Regions from separate parts of the Homo sapiens genome. Here region 2 is linked to region 1. Evidence: chromatin loops called from intact Hi-C (ENCODE). Cell type or tissue: K562. All regions are shown on one strand. Links, peaks and the distances in the headings refer to the core of each region. The heading gives the core; the rest is flanking DNA. Region 1 overlaps CACNA2D1 (calcium voltage-gated channel auxiliary subunit alpha2delta 1). Region 2 has its middle 290 kb from the start of HGF.

Region 1 (10,667 bases), core at 1,469-9,468:
CTGCATTTACTACATATTCTACAAATGTAAATCATTTCGTCTTTGCAAATGCTCTGCAAGATAAACATTATCATTATCCCCATTTTATCTACGAAAAAAACTCATCCTGCATTGCCTCTCAATATAGTATAATAAATTATGATTCATTCTATAAAGCAATATAATATTATGCTCTAGAAGACAATATCAGGAGAGGCATTTCTAATTTGGACTGCAAACATTTGAAAGAAAATTCTCCTAAGAAAAGGCATTTCCTGTGATTCCAGAGAAATGTTCCAGTGAAGAGCACAAAGGAAGAACATTCCAAGCAAACAGAACAACATGTGCAAAGGCCCTCACATGGAGACAAAAGAAGCCTTTTTAAGAAAACATAAAGAGAGTGAGTTTAGCTCGGTCTCATAGGAGGACAAAAGACATAAAATGAGTTCAGAGAGGGAGGCAAGGGCTAGATCATGTGGAGTCTAATGGAAATGCTGAAGATGATTTTATTTTCTGTGAAATGGAAAGTCACTGGAAGATCTTAAGCCAAATGTAAAATAATTGAATCTGGAATTTTAAGAGTGCATCCTAGCTGCTGTGTGGAAAATGGACTTGAGATGAGCACAATATAAAGCAGGGAGAGTAATCAGAAGGCTTTGCAGTAACCTAGCTGAAAATACATAGTGGTTTTGTTATTTGTGGAGATGGTTAGAAAGGGAAGAATTCAGGAGGTATTTCTGAGAAAGAATCAAATAGGACTTGGTGGTGGATTTAGCAGGAGGATGCATAACAGAGCGGTATCTTCAATAACTGCCAGGTTTCTGACATGGGCATCTGGAAGGATAGAGGACTGGAGGGATGACTGGTTCAGGGATAATTGAGGAATAGAGAAGAGAAGCACAGAGTTCAATTTAGGGTGAGGTTTCAATACATGTGAGATATGCAAGTGTACATGTCAAGAAATGATAACATTTAAAGCATGAGGCTCAAAAGAAGTCTTGGCTAAATAATTTATTCAAAAAAAAAAAAAAAAAAACAGAAGGCTTCAGGAAAAAAAAATGGTTTAAAGCCATAGGAAAACAAAACAAAAAAAAGTAGAGTAGAATAGCAGTCCCTGAGAAAACTAAGTAAGAGCAAGTTTCCATGGAAACAGGAGAGAAATCAGGAGATTGGACTGTTTTGGATGAGAGAAAAATGTGTCAAAAGGAAGACACTGTGTGGAGACAGGGAAGATGGGGACTTAAAACTGCCCAGTAGGGCCGGGCACAGTGGTTCAGACCAGTAATCCCAGCATTTTGGGAGGCCAAGACGGGTGGATCACCTGAGGTCGGGAGTTTGAGACCAGCCTGACCAACATGGAGAAACCCCGTCTCTACTAAAAAATACAAAATTAGCCAGGTGTGGTGGTGCATGCTTGTAATGCCAGCTACTCATGAGGCTGAGGCAGGAGAATCACTTGAACCAGGGAGGCGGAGGTTGCAGTGAGCCAAGATCACGCCATTGCACTCCAGCCTGGGCAACAAGAGCGAAACTCCATCTCAGAAAAACACAACAAAACAAAACAAACAAAAAAATGCCTGGTGAACTCATCCACATTATGTAGGCAGCCTTGGGTTGGGGGGGTGGGGAGGGCAGAACGAATGGACAGCAGGAGCATCTGAATGCAGGCAAATCTGCAAAGTGCCTTGGCTGGATGCAGAGCTGGAAAACAGGGTGGCATCTGTAGGGTAGACTGGGGGTCAAGAAAAGTCTATTTTAAAGCTAGGGGTCACTCAAGCATAAGAAGACTGGTGTTAAAGAGAGAAGGAAGAAAAAGATGCAGGAAATAGAAGAGAGGTAAAAAATAAAGCTCGTCGAAAGGTAGGGACAGATGGATCCAGGTGACACACAGAGGAATGGCCCTTTAGGAAAATGCACATCAACTTCATTATTCTAGGAAAGAAGAGTGGAAGCTGACCGAGCCAGGTGGTATGTGGATTTGGATGATGATAGTTACTGTCTGTGGCATTTGTCTCCTTTAACAATGAGGCAAGATGATCAGGATAATGAGAGGAGAAGGAAGGCTTAGAGAAAAGAAAAAACAAGAGGTAAAATGTCCTGCACAGATAGTAAGTCCTTTTTCATGTTTATTTTGAACAAGACTTTCATGAATATCACCAGTGTGAGAATAAAGTTCCAGTATATTTATTTACTGTTTTCTATAAATTCAAATATTGAAAACTGAGTATCTTCAGGTCCAAATGACCAGTCCCACTGCCTCTTTTATCACTCTTCTATTCTTTGGTTATTGGATGCAAGCTTATTCTACATGTTCCATTTTCAAAACAAATAAATGTTAGCATTTCCCTGTATTGGTAAGTAAAAATACAGTTTGCCAATACATTAATAGTAAAGTGACCTTAGAGAATTATTAGAAATGGTTACAGGAAATATTATTAACTGACTTATTTAAACCATGAATCACCATAAAGGTACAAGTTATGCAGAAATTGAGCACTGAATAATGTATTGCTCAGAGTCTTTCAGTTGGCCTTGACCTGCTTTTAACACAGAAAAGTGAAGCATCTCATTAAGTGACTTTAACACAAACTGATTAAATGTAAATTCATTCATTAAATATATATTCAGTAGTGTATAACAGAATTACTATAATTGCACTCATAGTAAAACTCACAAATAATGTACAGAAAGGAATAACTTACAAAGTATAACTCCCTATAGCAAATCTTACTCTCCTAGGAAAGTGATGAGAAATTTGAAAGTTTACAATCAGATAAGACTATATTTCACAGATATCTTAGACTCATCAGCTTATATCGTATTATGTATGTTTTAAAAATAGGTTAATTTTCATGGGCTGAAGTGGCAGTCTTTGATAACACGTGCCTACATACTAATTTAAAACCACATATTAAAAACCTTAGAGCAAAAGTGTAATAGCAAATATATTACAGAACTTTGAAATGGTATATGGCGAGTGAAAAGAGATTGAAGGAGCTCTGATTTTTTCATCAATTAAGAAAATACTTCTTGTAAAAGTGTGTATTTAACATGACAGAGTCAGAAATCCAAACTAACATCACATTGATTCCTTTTCCAATCCCAGAAAATTCAACTAAGTAGGTCACTCATTAGAACTGCTGAGGACAATTTCTGTTAGCCTGTTTAGATAGGAAGGCACGTGTGTTAACATGGGCATCTGGGGTAAAAATCCTGGAGGGTTTGTATTTCTACTCCAGCATTGGGGCATTCTTTCCTTTGCCCTTCCACATCTCTTGTTCCTTCTGCCAAAAACACTTTTTCCCACTATATGTACTGTTCCTCTGCCTACAATACTTTTTCTCCCTTCTTCACTCAGTCCTCATGAAAGTTTTCATGACCTTCCCTGACTAGATTAAGTCACCCAATACTAAGCTCTCTTAAATCTATCTCTTTTTTACAGAGCACCAGTTATAATTTCATATTTCTCTGTATCCTAGCTTAATAAATAGACCCCTCTATTGGATTATTAGCCCACATGGCCAGAGAATATGTCCACACCACCACTGCATTTTCTGTACTTGGCATGTAATAAACATGCTATAAATATTTACTGAATAAATGAATAATGGATAAATGTTTAAACTCTTTGGATGTGGACTTTAAGAAAATTAGAAGCCAGTATAAAATGTTGATCAATAATCAAACTATGGAAATTAGAAGTCAGTGTAAAATGTTAATCAATAATCAAGCTATAGATTTATAAGTAGATGAATTGCATCTTAGCTCTGCAATATGTTGTTAAACTTGTACATTCAAAAGTACAAATACTCTGTCCAAATAGACATTAAAATACTCAAATAAAGATATACAGAACATCTAACATAGAGTCTGACATACAGTAGATGTTAAATGGCAACTCTATTGTTTTAAAAATTATTTTAGTAAAAAGGATTAGGATACTCAGTACTAAAATTAGAACAGATTCCTAATTCATAAGATTCAGATAAACTGCCTCAGCTGTATTGAGCTTGAAATAAAGTTCACTAACAGGATGATACAAGTGTCCCTCAAACATTAGTTTGGTGTTTGAAACAGTTTCTGATAAAACTATGATCAATGCATTTCAATACTTCCAAAGAAACTTCTTATTAAATATCCCAGTCAGGTACACAAATTGAAAGATGCTTTCCAGTCAAAACAAAGTATCAGTATCTCAAATGAAATAACCCAAGCTTTTGGTTTTGTAAAGGCAGTCTCTATTTTTGCTCTAATTTCCCCTGCTGAATATGAAATCATTCCATAAAATATTTCTGAGAAGAGGGACTCTGCTTGTCATCACATTATGTCAGGATACAAACAATGAAATATTCCTGTTGCCTTAATACACGCTACAAGTCAAAGAAGCAGAAAGTTACGGGAAGTGCCCTTTGTCTGGAAATGGCAACTAGAACACATCTTCTTGGAGTACCAAGTCTTCCTTTGAATGGTTTAGTGCAGTCAAGTAGTTCTGCACTGGAAACATTAAGAATTAATGACAAAAGACATTCTTAAGGTCACATATTCTACTTGAAACTTCAGTGAAAGAGAAGTAGCTCATTTATTATTTGCCCACTCAACCTGTCTTTTTAAAATTATTTTTAGTTTTAAAAATGAGAAAGGGTCTTACTATTTTGCCCAGACTGGTTTCGAATTCCTGGCCTCAAGTGATCCTCCCACCTTGGCCTCCCAAGCAGCTGGAATTACAGGCATGAGCCACTGTATCCAGCTCTCAACATGTCTATTAATTCGCATCCCTTCCCCTCAGAAAGACCGTTCTCCTATGTATGGATTCTAAATGTTTAAAGGCAGGCTTTCTTTAGGGTACTTTGTACATTGTTTAGTCCTAAAGCATTTTTAAGAAGCAAAAATAGGACACAACTATAGTTTCTGAAAAAATTGTTCAATATTTATTACTTAACATGTCTTAATGTTTTATTTTCTCTATTTCTGGCATGTAAAATAAATAATGGTGCAAAATTGTTGGCTCAAGCCATGTAATCATCAGCAAAAATAATAATTCAAATCCAGACCTGACTGCTTTGGAAAAGGATTTTTTAAATTAAAATAATATTAGTACACTTATTTACACAAGTTAACTATGATGGATAACATACACAACAAATTTATATTTTGTAAGATTAAATAATTTAAATAAGAAACAATAAAATTTTGCATATTAGTAAGTACAAACACAAATTATGGTATCAGACACTATCCACATTTTGGCCACCAGATGGCAATGCAGGAAAATAAAAGGAAAATGACCAGAGGCTGTGCGCTCCAAAATTTTGGCTGTGCTTGTTTTATGTACTTATTCCTATTTTTAAAAAACTTTCAAAATTTATTTTGATTTTCATATTTTTCATAGTAGATTTGGACTATAAGAGATTATATGAAAATGATTATTCTAAAATCCGGATAAAATAGCTGATAACATTTATTCTTACATATGTGGATACATTCCCAGTTAAGAGTTATTTCTGGAAAACTGATAAGAAATAAGATTTATAAAGTGGCTGTTTAGAATTCAATGTCTGGGTGAAATGTTATAACTGCAGTCAGGACTTTGGTTCATTTGCTACTGTGACTTAGCTGCATTTTTGTATGTTTAGTATGTCTTTGAATTTCAGAAGTCAATAAATGAATAGAAAAGCCCAGATTAATAGAAAAAAATGCTTTCTAGGTTATCTGTTACCAAATTACTTTCCAAAAATTTTGTGCCAATTTAAAGTATATATGTGCTAGTTTCACTGCAGCCTCATAAACACTTCCCATTTTTTATTTGCTGAACTGTAAATAAAAATATTTCAATATTTTAACTATTTGAATTTGATTGCTAGCAAAATGACCCTTCTCATATATTAATTTTTGTGTAGTTCTGTTTTTCCAGATTGTTGCTTACTATTTAATCTAAACCTATGAGCCTATTCCTTTACTATTTCTTAAAAGAGTTTTGTACTTAGAAAATCAACCGTCTATCAGTCAGGAAATTATTCATCTGTAACCTTACTGATGTTTCATGGGTTTTGGTATATAGTCATGGTGGAATTTAGTTTCCCCAACACTATGAGGTGATAACAAAATTAGGCAATTTGTTTTTACAAATAGCGAAATTTCCCATTTATGATACATTCATTCATGATACATTCCTTACAACAAATTAAGATTTTGAATACATTTCTGTAATTTTTTAGTCCTTTGTCCCTCCGTTATTTCATGAGCTTGCTTTTTAATATGAATAATTTTAAAAAGTATTAGCTAACATGTATTGAGAATCACCTGCGTGCCAGGCTAAACACTTGATATCCATTAAGTTGTTTAACTTTCAACAAGCTACAGTTTTAGTTTTAATAGGCTTCCCATTATATAGTTGAGGAAATGAGGTGTACGATGTTAAAGTGTTCAGAGTCAAACAGCAACCAAGATTCAGAGCTCAACCCCAAGCGCAAATTCCCTGACGCACTTTTCTCTAAGGTCTTTAATCATTTTCAATTACAGTTTAATAACAGAGGAGAAAGCTACCACATCCCGTCATGTGATATTCTTCACAACTGTCTTCCTACTGCAGTAACTTTAGAAATTTTTGTCAAATTAAAATTGCTCTCATGAGTAAATTAGAAAAACTGCTATCTTCACATGGGTATCCTTTTCATTCCAGGAAAAATTATTCATTAATTCCAAATATCAAATCTTTTAAATATATCTCTCACACTCTTTTCTCTATCTTTAATATAGGTCCTAAATATATTACTAAAAGTACTGCTAGTTAATTCATGACTTTTGCTAATGTTGTGAATGTGATTTTAATTTCTGTCGTTAATCCCTGTCCAGGGAAAACTAGAAGGTATGGTCACCCTCTCACAGTCAGAGACATAAATATCTTCACTAATGACACTCATGGAGTTGGCCACTCCACTCTTCAAGTTGACGGTGCTGTTCCCAACAGTGGCTGCTGGTTTGCGGTTTCCTTGGTCCATTGTATAAAAAAAGAAACATATTGAGAATGAATTATCTCTTCTTTAATCAATTTAGGAAAACCAAGTCTAGTCCAGGCCTTGCCTCTAATAAGCATTACAGCCAAAACTGATTCAATTATCTCCCCTAAGCTGCAGATTGCTCCTTTCTGAAATAAAGGGTTTTTCTAGATTAGGTGGAAAGCCCTTCAAATTCTAAAATTATATAATTTACATCAGCTAGTTTAACAATCAGGACAAAAATGTAAATATGGAATAAATTCTGTATATGTCTAAAAAATGGCACCAGTAGATAAAATGGAATACAATTCCCTATAATTATAAAGACACGAATTGTGTTTGCCTATAAATGTAAATCATCATTCATCAAACATTTCAATAAATATTTTCATTTTTAAACAAATATTTCAAACAACTCAAATCATGATGTAACCTATATTTAGTCTGTTTACCTTGTTGAAATCTTGGATGGATTTCTGAATAAGTCCCAATTACCATTTTTAATATATTCTTTTTATATTTTGATAGAGAAAATTTTATAATTCTCTAATCATATTCATTTAAAAACATTTGAAGCCATTGAAAGTATGCTGTTCTTTTACTTGAAATGTAAACTGAATTTAGGATCCCCCTGCATCTCCACCTGACATTTCTGTCTTCTCAACCATCTCTTAACCAACCACTGTGCACTCCTGAGTCCACAGCACTTTTCCAACTGGAAAAATGGGCAGCTTTCTTTCCCACTCCATCATTCTCCAGGTACAATAACCTTATCAGTATTATTTCCATTACAAATGTTTTTTGCATAGCCCTCTAGAAATTTGAATGCCAGCTCCTGAAGACAAAACCTTAATGAAATGATGAAACAATCACATACTGTCTGATCTGGTCCCCTTTACCAACACTGTGAAGCAGACATGACCAATATGTACAATATTTTCATGATACCTGAAGCTGAGTACTTGGAAAATTCCCTAGTTGAAAAATAAACTAAAACAGATGGCTCAGTTTGCTTGAAGAACACAATAAGAATGGCATACATAACTAATGTGTTTGTAGAGCAGAGATACTACAATACTGATCATATGAGTGAGGATGACTGGCCACATAAGAACACAAAGTTAACTTATCACTGATTGAAACTGTTTATAAAATTCTGACATCCATCTAGTACATTTTTTGTTCAGCACTGTTCTGATTGACAAAAGGTAGAGTCAATTCAAGAACCACCACTACGTGCCTTGAACTACTCTATGTACAGTAACATTAGTACAAAAAAGACTCTCTCTATACTCAAAGAAGCGTACATTCTTGGAGAGGAGGGAATACAGAGATATAGAAAATAACAAACATATGTAAAATATCAGGTGAAGAGAAATGATAGAAAAAATGAAGTGACGTGAAATATTAAATAAACGAAGTGGTTGAATAACTAAAATCGGAATGCTGTCTGAGAGACAGTAGTCAGGGAAGGCCTCTCTATCACGCAGTATTTGAGCAAAGACCTGAGCTGGGGGAAGATCTGGGGGATGATCAGGCAGCTATCTAGGCCTGGAAGCATCCAGATTCATGTAATGGTAAGCAGAAGTAATTTCTCATCTGTACACATCTACAAGACATTCACTAGACAGAAAGGATACATCCGCCTTTTAAGAAAGTTTATTCACATCACCAATGAATTCTTATAAACATTAAATTGTATCTGGGATGCAGAAACAGCTGATGACAGTTATCAACTAGGGTTGAAGGAATTATATTCAATTTAACTCAGTTCCACTGAGACAAATTATATACATCTGGAAAACTTAGAGCATGATTATGATATAAATTAATGACAAAAAGATAGGTAAAGAAGATACCTATCAAACTACATAGCAGGAGAGATTTCATAACATTTTAAAATATATTTTAAAGTGTGCAATAAACATGGATTACTGAACAAAACATTACAAAGGTGAATTAGTTGTAGAAAAAATTGCCAATATTTTTATTTGAAGTTTAGAACTTATACAAATTGTCACTTTATGAAAAATCTCTTATACATTAACATAAGGTAAAAATATTTTCATGTCTTAGCATATTAGTTTTCAAGCTATAATATATACATCGAAATTCTCAAAATGCTTTTTTTATTCCTCTAGGAATTTGATGAAATAGATTTTTATTCAACAATTAAGATTGCAGTGTATGCATTTTACAAATAAGTTCTCATAGTGTCAATTTACATTTGAATTTCTTTTGAATTTTAAGCCTACTAAATAATTAAGAACAAATATGATAGTTTAATTTAATTTAAAGAACTCTGAACAATTCTCCTACATCTATTGCTCAGGCCAGCCCAAGTCACTCTCTTTACCTACACTCAAAATTAAATGAAACTATAATTTAAAAAATTTCATCTAATAAGTACTCACATACATGACATCTTTTCCTAGTCCTTCAAGCCCCATCAAATAAGTCAATAACTTTTATAATTCTAAAAACAATAGTTCAGTTTAGAATAAAATTATTCCCTTTGCCTCACCCTGAATATTACTTTGCTGTTTCCTTTTTACATATACGACGAATTTCTAAGTGCCAAAAACTTAGTGTACCATGTAATTAATGGGAAAAAAATACTTATTGTACTTGTCAACACCTTCTTATAAACTCTCTTTATATTTCCAAAGCAATTAAGTTATCTTCTGGCAACTCATAAAAAAAAAAAAAAAAGAAAAATCCTAAATAACCTTGGCGGCTTTGCCCTGCTATTATAACAACTAAATTTGTCCTTTTCTTTGATCTTTTCTTACTGTCCATAATTTCTTTATGTCTTTTAAATGAAAATACTTTTATAAAGGTCCCATCTTTACCTAAAAAAAGTGCATAAGAAGATAGAATTCTTCTTCTTTTAACAAATTCTCTTAATTCCATTTCTTCCTGTTTTAAGACCTCCTCCCATCCCCAAAGAAACAAATGTCTACAAAATAAAAATATTCAAACATCCATAGTATTAAGAATTCTATAATTACCAAGCTCTTAAAATCTGAGTCAGTGAAAAACATGATTATTTACAACAAGCCCCAGTTAATCATCTGCTGAACTTGCTAAAGGTACCTCTTTAGTATACTGATTTCCTCTTCTATAATGACGCAAAGCCCGCCAGTTGTACACACAGTTAACAGTAATGCGATAAAAACCCCTGCACAGGAATCACCCGGGGGACTTTCCAAATGCAGATGTTCTCCTTAGCTCTGGAGTGCAGCTTGAGATGCTGCATTTGTACCCATTGCTTAACAGAGCTCCCAGGCAAGGCTCAGACTGCTTGGCTACAGGCCCCACTTCGATGGCAAGAGAATAAACTGCAGTCTTCTTGTTGACATAAATGAGCAATAGATCAACATAAAGTTTTCCTGAACTCTAGATGGATGGCTTTTGATAAGACAAGAAATTATTCTCTTAGATTTGTCACAAAACTGTATTGACATGGCAAATATCTTTTATTTTCTTTGAGCTCTGGCAAAAAGAGGGTCTGTTTTCTAAGAAACTTTTAGCACTGGGGGATAGAAATTGCTTTTAAGTTCAAATTGTGCAGCAATTTACAATTGTACTCATTTTCATAGGCTGAGTAGCGAAGTTCCTTATCTAAAAAAGCCAACAAAACATGTCCTTGTCTAGGAATACATTAGGCATATTTTAGAAGGAAATCTGAAA
Region 2 (10,667 bases), core at 1,764-9,763, 560 kb before region 1:
CCTAAATGCTGTCTTCTCTGACGCTGTCATTTGAATCCGCTTATAATCAGCAACCATTCCTTGAGTATCTGCTATGTGAAAAGCACATCTTCTGACTGCAGCTCCATGAGATAAATGTAGGGCAAATGGACAACAAAATTTCAATTGCAATTCCAATTTCGAAGTGAGTATCACAAAATAAGCATACCTCTAACTACCTATTAAAAAGTAATTCAGAGGCCGAGTGCAGTGGCTCCTGCTTGTAATCCCAGCACTTTGGGAGGCTGAGGTGGGTGGATCACTTGAGTCCAGGAGTTAGAGACCAGCCTGGGCAACATGGTGAAACCCTGTCTCTACAAAAATACAAAAACTAGCTGGGCGTGGTGGCAGGCACCTGTAATCCCAGCTACTCAGGAGGCTGAGGCAGGATAATCACTTCAGCTGGGGAGGCAGAGGTTGCAGTGAGCTGACGTCATGCCACTGCACTACATCCTGGGCAACAGTGTGAGAGTCCATCTCAAAAAACAAAACAAAACAAAACAAAATGTAGGGTTCACTTCCAAGATGGCTGAAAGGTACAGCTTCAATCTACAGCTCCCAGCGAGATGGACAAAGAAGACAGGTGATTTCTGCATTTCCAACTAAGGTACCTGGTTCATCTCACTGGGATTGGTTGGACAGTGGGTGCAGCCCACAGAGGGTGAGCCAAAGCAGGGTGGGGTGTCGCCTCACCCCGGAAGAGCAAGAGGTCAGGGCATTTCCTTTTCCTAGCCAAAGGAAGCCGTGAGTGACTGTACCTGGAGGAACAGTACACTCCTGCGCAAATACTGTGCTACTCCCACAGCTTCACAACCAGCAGACCAGGAAATTCCCTTGCTTGGCTCCGCAGGTCCCATGCCCACAGAGCCTTGCTCGCTGCTAGTGCAGCAGCCTGAGATAGACCTGGGAAGCTGAAGCCTGGCAGGGGGAGGGGCTTTTTCCATTGCTGAGGCTTGAGTAGGCAGTTCTATGCTCACAGTGTAAACAAAGTGGCAGGGAAGCTTGAACTGGGTGGAGCCCAGCGCAGCTCAGCAAGACCTACTGCCTCTCTAGAGTCCACCTATGGGGGCAGGGCATATCTGAACAAAAGGCAGCAGACAGCTTCTGTAGACTTAATCGTCCCTGCCTGACAGCTCTGAAGACAGTAGTGGTTCTCCCAGCACAGCGTTCGAGCTCCAATAATGGACAGACTGCCTCCTCAAGTGGGTCCCTGACCCCCGTGTAGCCTGACTGGGAGACACCTCCCAGTAGCTTCCAGAAAGAAGGAAGCTTCCAGAGGAAGATCAGGCAGCAATATTTGCTGTTCTGCAGCCTCCGCTGGTGATACCCAGGCAAACAGGGTCTGTAGTGGACCTCCAGCAAACTCCAACAGATCTCCAGCTGAGGGTCTGGTCTGTTAGAAGGAAAACTAACAAACAGAAAGGAATAGCATCAACATCAACAAAAAGGACATCCACACCAAAACCCCGTCTGTAGGTCACCATCATCAAAGACCAAAGGTAGATAAAAACCACAAAGATGGGGAGAAACCAGCACAGAAAAGGTGAAAATTCCAAAAACCAGAACACCTCTTCTCCTCCAAAGGAGCACAACTCCTCGCCAGCAAGGGAACAAAACTGGATGGAGAATGAGTTTGACGAAGTGACAGAAGTAGGCTTCGGAAGGTGGATAATAACAAACTTCTCTGAGCTAAAGGAGCATGTTCTAACCCAAAGCAAGGAAGCTAAGAACCTTGAAAAAAGGTTAGATGAATCGCTAACTAGAATAAACATTTTAGAGAAATGCGTAAATGACCTGATGGAGCTGAAAACCACAATACGAGAACTTCGTGAAGCACACACAAGCTTCAGTAGCCGATTCAATCACGTGGAAGAAAGGATATCAGTGATTGAAGATCAAATTAATGAAATAAAGTGAGAAGACAAGGGTAGAGAAAAAAAGAGTGAAAAGAAATGAACAAAGGCTCAAAGAAATATGAGACTATGTGAAAAGACCAAATCTATGTCTGATTGGTGTACCTGAAAGTGATAGGGAGAATGGAACCAAGTTAGAAAACGCTTTTCAGGATATTATCCAGGAGAACTTCCCCAACTTAGCAAGGCAGGCCAACATTCAAATTCAGGAAATACAGAGAACCCCACAAAGATATTCCTCAAGAAGAGCAACCCTAAGACACATAATCTTCAGATTCACCAAGGTTGAAATGAAGGAAAAAATGTTAAGGGCAGCCAGAGAGAAAGGTTGAGTTACCAACAAAGGGAAGCCCATCAGACTAACAGCAGATCTCTCAGCAGAAACCCTGCAAGCCAGAAGAGAGTGGGGCCAATATTCAACAATCTTAAAGAAAAGAGTTTTCAACCCAGAATTTCATATCCAGCCAAACTAAGCTTCATAAGAGAAGGAGAAATAAAATCCTTTACAGACAAGCAAATGCTGAGAGATTTTGTCCCCACCAGGCCTGCCTTATAAGATCTCCTGAAGGAAGCACTAAACATGGAAAGGAACAACCAGTACCAGCCACTGCAAAAACATGCCAAATTGTGAAGACCATCAAGGCTAGGAATAAACTGCATCAATTAATGGGCAAAATAACCAACTAACATCATAATGATAGGATCAAATTCACACATAACAATATTAACTTTAAATGTAAATGGGCTAAATGCCCCAATTAAGACACAGACTGGCAAATTGGATAAAGAGTCAAGACCCATCAGTGTGCTGTATTCAGGAGACTCATCTCACGTGCGGACACACTTATGCTCAAAATGAAGGGATGGAGGAAGATCTACTAAGCAAATGGAAAGCAAAAAAAAAAGCAGGGATTGCAATCCTAGTCTCTGATAAAACAGACTTTAAACTAACAAAGATCAAGAGACAAAGAAAGCCATTAGATAATGGTAAAGGGATTAATTTAACAAGAAGAGCTAACTGTCCTAAATATATATATGCATCCAGTACAGGAGCACCCAGATTCATAAAGCAAGTTCTTAGAGACCTGCAAAGAGACTTAGACTCCCACACAATAATAACGGGAGACTTTAACACCCCATTGTCAATATTAGACAGATCAACAGGACAGAAAATTAACAAGGATATACAAGACTTGAACTCAGCTCTGGACCAAGCAAACCTAACAGACATCTACAGAATTCTCCACCCCACATCAACAGAATATACATTCTTTTCAGCACCACATCACACTTATTCTAAAATTGACCACATAATTAGAAGTAAAGCAAATGTAAAAGAACAGAAGGCCCAACAAACTGTACAATCAAATTAGAACTCAGGATTAAGAAACTCACTCAAAACGGCACAACTACATGGAAACTGAACAACCTGCTCCTGAATGACTACTGGGTAAATAACAAAATGAAGGCAGAAATAAAGATATTATTTGAAACCAATGAGAACAAAGACACAACGTACCAGAATGTCTGGGACACATGTAAAGCAGTGTGTAGAGAGAAATTTATAGCACTAAATTCCTGTAAGAGAAAGCAGGAAAGATCTAAAATCGACACCCTAATATCACAATTAAAAGAACTAGAGAAGAAAGAGCAAACAAATGCAAAAGCTAGCAGAAGACAAGAAATAAGATCAGAGCAGAACTGAAGGAGATATGAGGCACACACAAAAAAGTAATTCACAAACTCACAATTTCTTTTTTCTTTTCTTTTTCTTTTTCTTTTTTTTTTTTTTTTTTTTTTTTTTTTTTGAGACAGAGTCTCGCTCTGTTACCCAGGCTGGAGTGCAGTGGCACAATCTTGGCTCACTGCAAGCTCCGCCTCCCGGGTTCACGCCATTCTCCTTTCCCCTGCCTCAGCCTCCAGAGTGGCTGAGACTACAGGCGCCTGCCACCAAGCCCGGCTAATGTTTTGTATTTTTAGTAGAGACAGGGTTTCACCGTGTTAGCCAGGATGGTCTCAATCTCCTGACCTCGTGATCCGCCTGCCTCGGCCTCCCAACACAATTTCTTTAGCACCAGTCTTTAGAAATGACTGTGGGAATAGTTCAATTTATTGAGAAATACCTTTCTCCTCTTGCTTTATTTGGTGTTGTAACTCCTTCTTCTACCTTAGTTATTTCTATGCAGAGGTAATTTTCTAGTTGTAGAGTTAGTCACTGATGGACGCCACCTGATTATAGCAAGAGAAGGACTAGAATCATCATGTTCACTAGCACTAGGTTCTTGTGTCAGAGCACAGGACCAGGTTTCTGGAGGCTTCTATTCTGCCAGCAGAGCACAACATTTTTCAGTCACCAATGTGAGGTACAAAGAATGGGGATGATCAATGCCTTAATTCAAAAGTGTGATACATGTTTGACAATGAACAATTTATAGGTTGAAAAAAAAAAGATGTGGCAAGAAGTTCCATGTAATGAAACTTGAAAGCTTTTTAACATTCTGCTTTATAAAAACAGAAACATGAATCGTATAAAAACTGAACTAGTTTTAGATATTTCTTAATATAACATTTTCAAGATAATTTATGTAGAGCATCAGTCTAAGTGTATATTTACATTAACATGTAATAGAAAAAAGGGGATCAGGTCTGATCATCTTGTAAAGAGTTATGTTGGTGGTTGGAAGCGTGGAATTCAGACAAATAGATTATATTATGATTTGATGACAAATTATTACTTTTCTCATGACATTGTATGCATAAAAATATGCATTGTAAGAAATCTATGAAAAACTATGGGACTTCAATTCAATAGAATTTCTCCCTTAGGGTGGCATATATAAAGATTCATAAGAATAAGCAGAAGTATAGTACGCTAAGAAATGGAAATGTTATGAATTTGTAAGTGAAGTTTCTTTTAGTGCCACTAGATGGCATATGTTAGCTGTAAATCTCCCTTGAATAAAGTTTAAGATTTAACGTGACTTGTTTCCCCAGAGTATCCAACACATTTTATTTTAAATATTAATGGATTTTTATATGTTTTCTCAAATATATGACACTCAATACAATTAATAAATAATTGGAAAAATATCACATGATTATTTTTATATCAAGTTAAAACAAGAAGAATTATGTCATCTGCAAACAATTTTGTTGTCTTCCTTTCTAATTTGAATGTATTTTAGTTCTTTTTCTTGCCTAATGGTTCTAGCTAGGATCTCCAGTACTATGCTGAATAGAAGTGGTGTTAAGAAGCATTTTTGTTTTGTTTCTGGTGGTAGAGGAAAAGCTTTCAATTTTTAACCATTTAGTATGATGTTAGCTGTTGGTTTGTCACATATAGCCTTTATTATGTTGAGGCAACTTCCTTCTATACCTAGTCTGTTAAGAGTTTTTATCATTGTCAGGATGGCTGCAATATGGCGGAGTAAAAAGTCTCAGGCTACACACACTCCCCCCACCCCTTGTAAGCTTATCTAGCAATTATCCATAGACCAGAACATCTTCTTCAAAAGCCCAATATTGGAAACGAGCCTGAGACAATGTGGTACACATACCTAAGTGAAAATTGAGTGAGAAGGGTCAGAAGAATGGTCTCCCCCCCCGCCACCACGAAGTTGGCACAACACTGGTTGAAGAGCATTACCCTGGACCCATAGTTTCTGCAGTGGGGAAAGAGAACTGGAGGCAGTCATTCAGCTTCCCTAGCATTTTGAGATGCTTTCTTTCCAGGAATCCCGCCTGTCTCACCTCATAGGGAAAGAAAAGGGTAAAGGCATGGCTAGACCACCTGGGGTCAAGTAGAAACAAAGAAAGAAGGCAGAGGCCACAGTGACTAGCATATGGATCTGTGTGGCACCTCTGTGTTCACACCAGCTGCGGTGCCCAATCAGAGTTACCAGCCAACTTCATAGCCCACCCAGAAAGCTGAACTGATCTTTTTCAGAAGCACAGTGGGAAGTTCAGCCTTGCTTGAGTCCCTAGATGGCTAGCCTCCATGGCCAGGCACACAGCCTACTCTAACAACCCTGCCCAGGTAGGGAGATGCCCCCCTCTGCGCATTTTGAGAATCACACAGGCTAGATATCTTGGGTCAAGCAGTGGCTCCACTCATCCAAAAAGCTTGCCTTATAATCCTGCTGAGGCAGGGAGACAGCCACATGCATACATTTCTAAGAGGCACAAGGGCTAGACCTGTAAAACCTAGGAGTCCAAAGAGTAAGTAACTTAGCTCAGCCAAAAAGCCTGCCCAACAACCTCCCGTGTGCATTTTGCAGGAGTGTAGGAACTAAACCTGCTTGACGCAGGAAGTCAAGTAGCATCTTGACTCAGGCAAAAGTCCACCCTACAGCTCTGACCTAATGGAGGCAACCCTTAATCACACATTTTTAAGGAGCATAGGCTCTTGTCTTGCCCATCACAAGCAGCAACTTTCAAAGCCCAGCCTGAAGCCCTGCCCAAGTGCAGATTCCAAATAGTAAAATTGCCCAGCCAAGGAATACATCTTCTGACTACCCTGACCAGAGAGCATCACAGTACCAAGCCGGCAACTCTTCCTAATAGCGGAGCCCAACCAGTAGCTTCCTCTAATAGCAGAGCCCAACCATTGGTCTCTGCCTAACCAGTGGTCTCTCTGGACAGCAGAGCCCAGCCATCAGAGCAAAGGCAGTGGCCCAGCCAACTAGAGAAACCACAGCAAGTTCTGCCTGGAGTTGTCAGCCCTTTCAGAATCACAGGCTAGACTATTAGTGAAGGTCTGTTCCTACAATGAACACCTGTAAAGGCCAAACGAATGGACCATTTCTTCAAATGCACAGCAAATGCAAGGACACAAGTATTATAAAGAATCAAGGAATCATGACACCTCTACAGAAACTAATAAAACTGCAACAGCCAGAGGCAAGAAAAAGCTAAGCTCAAGCCCAGGACATATAAGTATAGTGGAGCTCCAATGAAAATTTAATTCTCATGGATGTCAGCTCCACCATGGTCAGGATCTTCATTATAAAGAAGTGAATCCTGGAATCAAGACGTCTGAAATGAGACACTTGATAAACTTGAAACTCAGACTTCTCTGAACTTTGTGGGCCTACAAAAGTGGCCTATTCCTCCCTGTTAAGAACTAGTGCTACCTACTGGCTTGAAGACAATCCCTTGCAATTTTACTTTCAGGTCATTCAGGATGAACCTCCAACTCCTCTCCTGGATATCAGACCAATAACTAGGATCAAGTCAAAATATAACCCAACTGACAAAGAGCTGATTCTATGGGGGAAGGAGAGCTGTGCACCAAAGAAGCTGCAAAACCTAGCTAGAGTGTACCAGCAGAAGCTGGGAGAGTACATATGGGACTAAATCCTGAGGGTGTCCAGGTTGAGGGATCTAGAGTTCTGGAACATAAAATTAATAAGGAAGAATTTATCAATATGAATATTGATTAATACCCTAGCACAAACCACAAGAAACAGTGTTAACATATTCCTGGAATCTTGGAAAAATGAAAAGGCCACACCAAATGAAGAATTATAGAATTCTCATAGCAAATGGTCAAGAAGGGATCAAACAGCTCACAAAAATGAGATTCTAGAGTAAATACACCATATAAGGGTAGAATACTCACCTCCAAGCTGTGTTCCACAGGAGGACCCACAGAAACTGCACTTACTAAATCAATAAGAAATTCATTGGTGAGAGTGGCATCACCATTGAGAACCTCAGTGGTAGCTGTTTTCTGTAGGCCAGGGCTGATAGTAGGAGGGGTCATTATAGAAACTGGGCACAATGATTGCAATGGTGATATTAAGATGCTAGAATGAGAGAAGCCGTGCACTTAAGAGTCATAAATAACGCCTGTAAATCCCAGTACTTTGGGAGGCCAAGGCAGGTGGATCACGAGGTCAGGAGATCATAATAAATAGTCATAAATAAGAAACATCATAATGAGAAACATGGTCAGAATAGCAGCTGGAAGTACCTGATCCAGAGTTATGGAGATTGTTACTAGGACATGTTGTTCCATGTACAAGATTGATGGACAGCCAGTTAGCATATTTCTTTTTTTCTTTTTTTTTTTTTTTTTTTCTGAGACGGAGTCTCACTCTGTCCCCAAGGCTGGAGCGCAGTGGTGGGATCTTGGCTCACTGCAAGCTCCGCCTCCCGGGTTCACACCATTTTCCTGCCTCAGCCTCCCAAGTAGCTGGGACTACAAGTGCCCGCCACCACGCCCGGCTAATTTTTTTGTATTTTTAGTAGAGACGGGGTTTCACTGTATTAGCCAGGATGGTCTCAATGTCCTGACCTCGTGATCCGCCCACCTCAGCCTCCCAAAGTGCTGAGGATTTTAGCATATTTCATAATTTATACAACCAAAAAGTAACTCAAAGATTCATGCTCTAAAGTTTTAGGGCAGCCACTCCAATAAAAAGCCATAATCCCATGCCCAGTACCCACAGCTGAGATAATTTGCAGACCAAGAGCTCATTAACTGAAGGAGCAACTTCCTCGTGAGGAAGAAAAATACCTTTCAACATCACAGCCTGTGTATATGGCAGTAATTGCCCCAGTGTTTCTTTCTTTCTCCAAGGGAATCATAGGCCATTTAATTCTATAAGTGATCAGTGTAAAGGGCAATACCAAACATTTTAAGAACTATTGGACACAGTGCTCAAATTGACATTGATTCCTATGGTCTGAAGCATCACCCTGGCCTCAGATTTAGGACTCATGGGAGCCAGGTAAAATAAACAGAGGCCCAGCCCAAGTCTAGTTCACTATTGGTCTGCTCAGCTCATTTCCCATCTGATGAATATCTCCATAGTGCCCAGATGTATAATTATATACGTGCATGTGGATATACTTGATTGTTGGCAAAATCATGTTAACTCCTTGGCCTATGGCAAAGGTCAAATGTACATCTTCAAAACTGCCCCCTCCATGGAAAAGAGAGTAAATCTAATACAATATCACAATCCGGGGGTAGGTGGTGCATGGCAGAGACTTGTGCTACCTGTAATACACAAAGAATGATGGTGGTGCCCATTCTAGCCCCATTTAAACTGCAAGTCTTTCCTCTACAAAAAGTAAATGGCTCCTAGTGGATGAGAGGGTGCTACCTCACACTCAACCAAGAAGTAGCCCAAATTTTAGCTGCTGGGCTGAGTATAGGAATTCTGCTAGAGTTAGCATCAATATCAATATTAATAAAGTTGCTATCGATACCAATACTGCCTCAGGTAAATGGTATAATTATGGACATTGATTTTGTGAGTGCGTTATTTTTATCCATGTGAAAAATGCATTCACATTCATGGAATAAACAATAATATATATTTATGATGTTGCTCAAGTTTGGGATTAATTCTCTCACCTTCTGTCACAATGTAGTCCAAAGGGACCATGATTGGACATAACATCACATTGTTCCATTATATCTATGCCATCAAATTAATTGTACAGATGAGCAACAGGTAATAATAAAGTTGGAGGCTTTGTAAGACATACGCACATCAGAAGGTGGGAGATGAATCCTACAAAGATTCAGGGGTCTGCCACCTTAGGATATTTCTTATTGTCGTTCCCACAGTTTGGAATATGCTGTATGACATACCCTCTAAAGTAAAGGAAATTTTTACTTTGTACTTCCCACCCACTAAGATGGAAACATGACACCTCGTAATCTTACAGTGTATTTGTTCATTCTTACACCGCTATGAAGATACTGAGATGGGGTAATTTATAATGGAAAGAGTTTTATTTGACTCACAGTTCCACATGGCTGGGGAGGTCTCAGGAAACTTATAATCACGGTGGAAGGGGAAGCCAGCACTTCTTATATGACGGCAGACAAGAGAGAAGTGAACGAAGGAGGAAATTGCCAAACATTTACAAAACTGTCAGATCTCCTGAGAACTCACTCACTATCACAAGAACAGCAGGGGGGAAAACTGTCCCCATGATTCAATCACATCCCACCAGGTTCCTCCCTCAACACGTGGGGATTACAATTCAATATGAGATTTGGGTGGGGACACAAAGCCAAACTATATCATACACCCATCTATTTACCAGGTGACATAAAAAGCTAACAACTTTGAGCAGGGCTTAGAGCAGGAAAAAGCTCTGTACTAGGTCTAGACTGTAGAGTAAGCATTCCTACCTCCTGGACCATATGACCCAGCAGGATTCTATACTACTATAAGAATCCATGGCAAAAAAAGAATTGTGAAGTTAACGAGAAACCTTCATAAAAGAATGACCATGCAAACCCATAGAGCTTAAAGGTAATGGCAAGTCCATGCAATCTGCAGCAGAAAGCCCTCCACCATTGAAAATAAATTTAAAATTTTTTTAAATCCCAGTGTGCTAAAAATAAAGAATTTGATCTTATCATAGAATATTAAGTGACCCTCTGGCCACAGCTACACATCATGAACATTCTATCAGAACAACTAAATCAAAAGTTGGGTGAAGCCAACAACAACTCATGGTAAAACGGAAGTACATCTGGGATCAGGCCTGAGCCGAGCCAGAGGGCACACACTAGCTGCATGCTCTGGTGACTCACACCTCCAGGTTTGCACTAACACCTCTCCCTCAACCTAAGGTTACTTTGGGTGTCCCAGCTGACAGAGGAGGGAAAAGGCTGAGTCTGTTTAATGGGTGAGCTAGCTCAGTATATGGATGCAAACATAAAAAGGACTTTTGCTGCTATAGCTAGGCTGAAAAATCACAACTATT

The links. Hi-C counts contacts between places; a loop is a spot of excess contacts. Peaks named below come from ENCODE experiments on the same cell type or tissue, not always from the same donor. Only the 100,000 strongest peaks of a DNase experiment are listed, where the experiment ranks them.
Region 2: it touches region 1 in a loop (4-fold over the local background); 2 of 110 quality-filtered maps call a loop at or near these places.

Annotation. Positions count from the first base shown.
Region 1 is chr7:82,039,457-82,050,123 of GRCh38, forward strand. All of the region lies in intron 10 of CACNA2D1 (calcium voltage-gated channel auxiliary subunit alpha2delta 1), which reads right to left. Among named protein-coding and RNA genes, the nearest start is that of CACNA2D1-AS1, 36 kb to the left of the region's middle. In K562, for the core only: a CTCF peak has its summit at 5,231 (motif pointing right); no DNase peak of the experiment used is centred there.
Region 2 is chr7:81,477,936-81,488,602 of GRCh38, forward strand. No RefSeq gene overlaps it. Among named protein-coding and RNA genes, the nearest start is that of HGF, 290 kb to the right of the region's middle. RefSeq lists an enhancer at 300-1,499. In K562, for the core only: a CTCF peak has its summit at 4,859 (motif pointing right); no DNase peak of the experiment used is centred there.